Linked DNA regions of Homo sapiens: region 2 is linked to region 1. A link is an interaction called in ENCODE POLR2A ChIA-PET data of the cell type or tissue named here. Cell type or tissue: K562. All regions are shown on one strand.

Region 1 (4,000 bases):
TTTGCTGTATCTCACAGGTTTTGGTATGTTGTGTTTTCATTTTCATTCATTTCAAAAAATTTTCTAATTTCCATCTTAATTTCTTCATTGACCCAGTGATTATTCAAGAGTATGCTGTTTAATTTCCATGTATTTGTATAGTTTCCAAACTTCTTCTTAGTATTGATTTCTAGTTTTATTTCACTGTGGCCTGAGAAGATACTTGATATGGCTTCAGTTTTTAAAAAATTCATTAAGACTTGTTTTGTGGCCTAATATCTGATCTATCTTGCAAAATGTTCCATATCCTGAGGAAAAGACTGTACATTCTGTAGTTGTTGGGTAGAATGTTCTGTAAATGTCTGTTAAGTTTGATATAAAATCCAGTTTATGTCCAATGTTTGTTTGCTGATTTTCTGACATGATGATCTGGCTAGTGTGTGAGTGGCATGTTAAATTCCCCCACTATTATTGCATTGCCCTATCTTTCTTTAGTTTTGCTTATATTTGTTTTGTGAATTTGGGTGCTCTGATGTTGAGTTCATATATATTTAGAATTGTTATAACGTTTTGTTGAATTTATCATTACATAATTATCTTGTCTTTTTTTTTTTTTACTATTTTTGATTTAAAGTGTTTTATCTGATATAAGTGTGGCTACTTTTGCTCAACTTTGGTTTCCATTTGCATGGAATATCTTTTTACGCCCCATTACTCTCAGTCTATATGTGTCTTTATAGGTAAGGTGAGTTTCTTATAGTCAGCATTTAGTTGGATTATTTTTTTAATCCATTCTTCCAATATGTATTTAATAGTGGACATTTAATCCATTTACATTTGTGAAAGGAAAATATGGGCCCCCAAAATCACTAAGCTAAAGAGAAAAGTCAAATCGGGAACTGCTTAGGGCAAACCTGCGTCCCATTCTATTCAAAGTCACCCCTTTGCTCACTGAGATAAAGGGATGCCTGATTGCCTCCTTTGGAGAGGCTAATCAGAAGCTCAAAAGAATGTAACCATTTGTCTCTTATCTACCTATGACCTGGAAGACCCCTCTCTGCTTTGGCTTGTCCTGCCTTTCCAGACCAAACCAATGTTCACCTTACATATGTTGATTGATGTCTCGTGTCTCCCTAAAATGTATACAACCAAACTGTGCTCTGACTGCCTTGGGCACATGTTGTCAGGACTTCCAGAGGCTGTGTCATGGGTGCACATCCTCAACCTTGGCAAAATAAACTTTCTAAATTAACTGGGACCTGTCTCAGATTTTTGGGAGTCACACATTCAAGGTTAATATTGATATGTGAGGCTTTGTTCCTGTCATATTGCTGATTGTTTTCAAGTTATTTTATAAATTGTTTCCCTCTTTTTCTGTTTTTTTTGTCTTTGTAGTTTGATGAAATTCTGTTATGCCATTTTATTTTTTTCTCTTCTTCCTTGTGTGATTATTTTATATGAACTGTGAGTTTTATATTTCAATGTGTTGTTGTGATGGTGAGCAATGACCTTTTGTTTCCATGTTTAAGACCCCTTTGAGCATTTCCTGTAGGTCCAATCTAGTGGTGATAATTTTTCTAAATGTTTCCTTGTCTGGGAAGAACTTTATCTCTCCTTCACTTATGAAGCTTATTCTGGCAGGACACAAAATTCTTGGCTGACAGTTTTTTTTTTCCTTTCAGCACTTTGAAAATGCCATCTCTTTCTCTTCTGGCCTGTAAGGTTTCTGCTGAAAAGTCTGCTATTAGTCTGATGGGGTTTCCTTTATAGATGAGTAGATGCTTTACTCTTGCTAATTTAAAAATTCTTTCTTTTACTTTGACTTTAGACATTCTGAACATAATATATAATGGTGAATTCCTTTTTGTAATGTGTTTGCCTGGGGAATCACTGGACTTCTGAACTGGTTGTCTAACAGTCTTGACAGACTTGGGAGGTTGTTATTGATGATTTTTTAAAATATGTTTTCTAAACCTTTTGATCTCTCTTCCCTTTCAGGATACTGATAATTCATAAGTTCAGTTGCTTTATTTAGTCCATGTTCAGTCCCTTTACTTAGTCCTAGACATCTCAAAGGCTTTGTTCATTCTTTTTATTCTTTTTTCCTTATTTTTGTCTGACTGGATTATTTCAAAAGACATGTGTTCAAGTTCTGAAATTCTTATCTCTGCTTGGTCTAGTATATGATTTAAGCTTTAAAGTGTATGTTGTATTTCCTTCAATGAATTTTTGAGTTCCAGAATTTCTGCTTATTTTTTTAAAATGCTATTTATCTCCTTGGTAAATTTCTCATTCATATCCTGAATTGATTTCTGATTTCTTTGTATTGGTTTTCAGATTTCTCTTGCATTTTACTATCTTTAAAAATCAATATTTTAAATTATTTACCCGGCATTTCAAGAAATTCTTTTTCATTGGTATCTCTATTAAACTGTTCTCACACTGCTATTCCTGACACTGGGTAATTTATGAAGAAAAGAGGTTTAATTGACTCACAGTTCCACATGGCTGAGGAGATCTCAAAAAACTTACAATCACGGTGGAAAGAACAGAGGAAGCAAGCAGATCTTCATATGACCAAAGCAGGAGGAAGAAAGAGTGAAGGGGGAAGCGCTACACACTTTTATCAGATTTTGTGAGAACTTACTCACTATTATGAGAACAGCAAGGGGGAAATCTCCTCCCATGATCTAGTCACCTTCCACCAGTTCCCTTCTTCAACATGTGGGGATTACAGTTTGACACGAGATTTGGGTGGGGACACAGAGCCAAACCATATCATTCCGCCCCTGACCCCTCCAAAAACTCATGTCCTTCTTACATTTCAAAACACAGTCATGCCTTCTCAACAGTCCCCTAAGTCTTAACTCATTTAAGCATTAACTCAAAAGTCTAAGTCCAAAGTCTCATATGAGACAAGGCAAGTCCCTTACAACTATGAGCCTGTAAAATCAAAAATAAGTTTGTTACTTCCCAGATAAAATGGGGGTACAAGCATTGGGTAAATCCTTCTGTTCTAAAAGGGAGAAATTGGCCAAAACAAAGGTGCTCCAGGCCACATGCAGGTCCAAAACCCAGCATGGCAGTCGTTAAATCTTAAAGCTCCAAAATAATCTTTTTTGACACCTTGTCTCACATCCAGGCCACACTGATGCTGAGATTGAGTAATTTATGAAGAAAAAAGGTTTAATTGGTTCACAGTTCCACATGGCTGAGGAGGTCTCAGGAAACTTACAATCATGGCAGAAGGTGAAGGGGAAGCAAGGCATGTCTTCACATGGCCAAACCAGGAGGAAGAGAGAGCGAAAGGGGAAGACTACAAAGTTTTAAACAACCAGATCTCGTGAGAACTCACTCACTATCACAAGAATAGCAAGGGGGAAATCCACCCACCCATGATCCAATTACCTCCCACCAGGTTCTTCCTTCAACATGTGGGGATTACAATTTGGCATGAGATTTGGGTGGGGACACAAAGCCACACCATTATTGGTTGCTGGACACTTGTTGTGGTCCTTTGGTGGTGTCATATTTCCATGCTTTTTCATGTTTCCTATGTTCTTCCATTGATATCTGTATATCTGATGTATCAGTTGCTTGTTCCAATTTTTGAATTTGCTTTTGTAGGGGAGATTTTTAAAAAATACTTTGGCTTTGATTTTGGGTTCATGCAGTAGTGTGATCTTTGTATGATACTACTCTGAGTCTGTTCATGACTCAGTCTCAACAGTAGACCACAACAGCATGGCAGGGATCCTCCCGGGGGTGATGGGATTATCTAGTCTCCCCTCTCTCTCCTTGAAGCAGTGCAGAGGCAGTGCATGTTTGTATATTCCTGGTATCTAGGCCCTCAAAATGATGCCTGACAGAGGCTGCTCCAGGATTGGATGCCTGTGTGATTCTGTGTGGGTTTCCCTTTTGGAGTAACATCTCCGTGGAATCTTTAGGCAGCTCTTCATGTCAGGGAAAAGGCCCTAGTGGGTCAAGGATTTACCCCATAGCCAAGATTGTGAAAGCCCAT
Region 2 (4,000 bases), 210 kb before region 1:
TTGGAGTTTGCATCACAGATTTTTTATAAGTTGTTGGTCAAAGAAAATGTCATGATTTTTTAAAGTACCAAATGTAAATCGTAAAAAGCTTAGGCACAGGGCTAACCAACAGGGATACAAAATGAATGTAGTACCCGTGCTCCAGAAGCTTGCAATCCAGTTCTAACATTGGGCAGCCAGCTGTAACCCACAGCAGACAGCCAGAAGTGGTAAACAGCAGTAGAAAATTTTACAGTAGAAGTTGTTTGTTTGTTTGTTTTGGGGGGTTTTTTTGAGACAGAGTCTCACTCTGTTGCCAGGCTGGAGTGCAGCGGCACTATCTCGGCTAACTGCAACCTCCACCTCCCGGCTTCAAGCAATTCTTCTGCCTCAGCCTCCCGAGTACCTGGGACTACAGGCACATGCTGCCACACCCGGCTAATTTTTTTTTTTTTTTTTTTTTTTTTTTTTGTATTTTAGTAGAGACGGGGTTTCACCATGTTTCCCAGGCTGGTCTCAAATTCCTGAGCTCGGGTAATCCGCCTGCCTCGGCCTCCCAAAGTGCTAGGATTACAGGCGTGACCCACTGCACCCAGGCTACAGTAGAAGTTTTGATGAATTCTGAGCCAGGCAGTGATGATGGTCTAACTGAGAAAATGATATTTGAGCTGGGCCTTGAAGAATGAATAAATAGTAAATGGGAAGAAGGACATCCACCCTAAGCTGACACCATGAGCAAAAGCGGAGAGGGAAGAACAGGATACAATGCAGAACAAAATCTTACTCCGGGAATAGAGTCTAAGGTTGGTCATGTGGTAAAAATTGAGTATATTAAAAATTTCCATGAAAATTCCTAAATTTACCATGTGTGCAACAAGATGATCTCACTAAGAAAGGTAAGCAAGGTCAGAACTGAGAAGAGCCAAGGGTGCAGAAGATTCATGTTCCCTATTTCAAGTGAGTTAAGAGGAGTGGCAGATGGAGTCTCCCGCGTTAAATTTATTTTTTATTTACTCTTGTTATTTTATGCTGTTATTTTATTCCATTTTATTTTTTTGCTAAGCATAAATAGTGGAATCCTCAATTATGACATGATGCAACTGACTCCACTGCCTTCTGTGGTATGAAGAAGAAAGGAACTTTTTTTTTTTTTGAGACAGAGTCTCGCTCTGTCACCCAGGCTGTAGTACAATGGCACCATCTCAGCTCACTGCACCTCTCCTGCCTCAGCCTCCCGAGTAGCTGGGATTACAGGCGCACACCTAATTTTTGTATTTTTAGTAGAGATGGGGTTTCACCAGGTTGGCGAGGCTGGTCTCGAACTCCTGACCTCAGGTGACCCATCCGCCTCGGCCTTCCAAATTACAGGCATGAGTCACTGCGCCCAGCCTGGAAAGGAACATTTAAGGGGATGTTCCTTGAGCTCTCCAGGTCCAATTAGGAGCTGATGTTGTAAAGTTCAGTATGGCAAAAAAAAGAGCAAGGGAAAAATTAGTGCTGAGTCTTTTCCAGAATTGATGCATATTTGGTGCATAATGAGAGAAAATTCCATGGATTTTTTCATTAGATACATGTTATTTAACAGCACTTCACACAAAGTTGTTACACAGCAGGTGAAAATATTCACCAAGCACAATATGAAGAAAAAATAGAAAAGAAATGACTTTACTTTCTTAACTTTTTCTATATAAATACATGCTATGTATTATCTTCAGAGTTAGAAAATATTAAGGCCATTCTAATTATAGAAAAATTCCATTTATCCTACAAATATTTGAAAACTCACTATTTGCCAAACACTACTAGGTAATTGAGACCAGGATGGGAAAGGCACACATTTCAGTCCTTGCCCTTATGAAGCTTTCTATCTAGGAGGGCAGAGACATGAATCACCTGGTTACAATGTGGTGAGCATTATGAAGACGTATCAACTGCTGTTAACATCCAACCTTTTCTGAGGGTCAGGCAATGCTTCTTCCCTGATGAATGACTTTGGAGCTGCCGTCTGAAGAATGAGTCTGGGTTAACTCAGCGCCTGGGGCATCACAGATCTACTGAGGAATTAAGAAAGGATTCTGAAATTGTTCACAGTAGTAGTCTAGTTTCTTTAAATACACATATTCTAGATTATCTGGATGACCACCTTCTGACAAAATACTGCCACATGATTTCATTGCTCATGTTGTCATTTTGTTTATGATCACTTTAAAACAAGGTCTAAATGGGGACTGGAAGCCTATGGCAGTTACTGCCTAAGTAGGAGTTGGTCATTATTTAGAGTAGAGTGGTGGTAGTGGTGGTAGACAGAAGTAAATGGCTTCCAGAGGAATTCAGGAGATGGACAGGGCATGTAGCCACATTGGTTATGGAGGGGATGGGTAAAGGAGATAGAGGTAGAGAGAGTGATGCTGCAGTTTTGACTTAAGTAACTCAGTGAGGGCTGAAGCCATGAACTGTGGTAAGGAGATGGTGGTTAACAACGTGGACTCTGGATAAACCCTGTATGCGTTCAAATTCTAGTTCTACCATTCTGTCTATATGACTGAACGAATTATCTACTCACTCTAACCTCTTACTGAGCTGCAAAATTGGGGAATAAAAGCAACAGTGTATCTCTGGAGCTATGATGATTAATAATAGCAGTGATAGTGGTGTTATTTTGAATAGGGTTTATGGGAAATATGAGTTTGATTTTGGAGTTGCCTCATAAATATCCAAGAGGAGGCACCAAGCAGGCAGTTATATGTATGGATTTGGAGAATTAAAAAAAAAAAAAAAAAAAAAAGACAAACTTAGCTAGAAAACCAGTTAGAGCAGGGGTGTCCAATCTTTTGGCTTCCCTGGGCCGCTTTGAAAGAAGAGTTGTCTTGGGCCACACAAAAAATACAATAACACTAACAATAGCTGATGAGCTTTAAAAAAAATCCCACAATGTTTTAAGAAAGTTTATGAATTTGTGTTGGGCTGCATTCAAAGCAGCCCGTGGGCCACAGGTTGGACAAGCTCGAATTAGAGAATCATGAGCATGACGTTGACTGTGTGATGAAGCATGCTGGTAATGAGACCAGAGCTCATATATATATAATAAGTAAGGAAAATGTTTATTTCAGAGCTACAGGGCCTAGCTCAGGCAGGCATGCTGTAAAGATGTGTTGCTATTCACATGAAAAGACCATAAATGTTACTGTCCACATGTGGAGAGCAGTAACAGTAGCATTCTGAGTATTGATTCCTTGGTGCAGGAGGCATGGAAATAACAGAAGTTCCAGGGTTATGCAGGTGGCATCTGAAAACATCAGTTTCAGTATAGTATTCATTTCAAAAAATGAGCATGTCGCTGGCAGCTCCATGGTCATTGAGGTCCCGCCCAACTTCAGTCAGAGTATTCAGGGGAAAAGATTTGAGCTTTGACGTGACTATTGTTTGTCTTACTCTGCAGAGAGAAAACAATCACAGTGAATGATAAAAATACATTGTGTTAACATTTCATTGGTGTTGCAGTTTGCTTCAGTTCTGCATGTTATGTTGTTCACTTTAAATGGCTTCTAAAGTCACTTTGTATTAGTCTCAATGTGATGTTTCATCCCCTTTTTTGCCTTTCTAATAACTTTATTTTCAGGAGCCTGATGTTCTTATTCTTTTTTCTGTTGCATGTCTAAAGTTTTTGCTAAAACTAAAGTCTTGGCAGTAAACAGGCCAAATACAATTATCATGGAACAGTTTACTCAAAAGTTATGCGTATGGGTATAAATATTGCAAGAGAAATGTGAGGAATAGCCCTGTTTGGTCTATGCTTGTCAATTGGTATGGCCACGAGGGACACTCTGGGCTGCTGAAGTGAGCTCTGCTGGCTGTCCTTTTGCTTGGAATGGGAATCCTCCATTATCAGCACCTATTATTTGATAAAGAGTACATAAGTGCCTTGGCAGATCCAAAGCAGGTCAAATGCATGCGATCATTGCACTTATGCTTTAAAGTGGGAGGCAGTAAGATTGTGGGCAAATATCTAAAATGAAATAGA

What was found. ChIA-PET counts read pairs that join two places held together with the same protein. Peaks named below come from ENCODE experiments on the same cell type or tissue, not always from the same donor. Only the 100,000 strongest peaks of a DNase experiment are listed, where the experiment ranks them.
Region 2: POLR2A ChIA-PET joins it to region 1 with 5 read pairs; 2 of 35 experiments call an interaction of 5 or more read pairs at or near these places.

What each region holds. Positions count from the first base shown.
Region 1 is chr2:168,952,871-168,956,870 of GRCh38, forward strand. All of the region lies in intron 19 of ABCB11 (ATP binding cassette subfamily B member 11), which reads right to left. Among named protein-coding and RNA genes, the nearest start is that of G6PC2, 54 kb to the left of the region's middle. In K562, no CTCF peak of the experiment used is centred here; no DNase peak of the experiment used is centred here.
Region 2 is chr2:168,738,632-168,742,631 of GRCh38, forward strand. The region is part of intron 8 of CERS6 (ceramide synthase 6); the gene reads left to right. Among named protein-coding and RNA genes, the nearest start is that of CERS6-AS1, 46 kb to the right of the region's middle. In K562, no CTCF peak of the experiment used is centred here; a DNase peak (open chromatin) is centred at 2,350.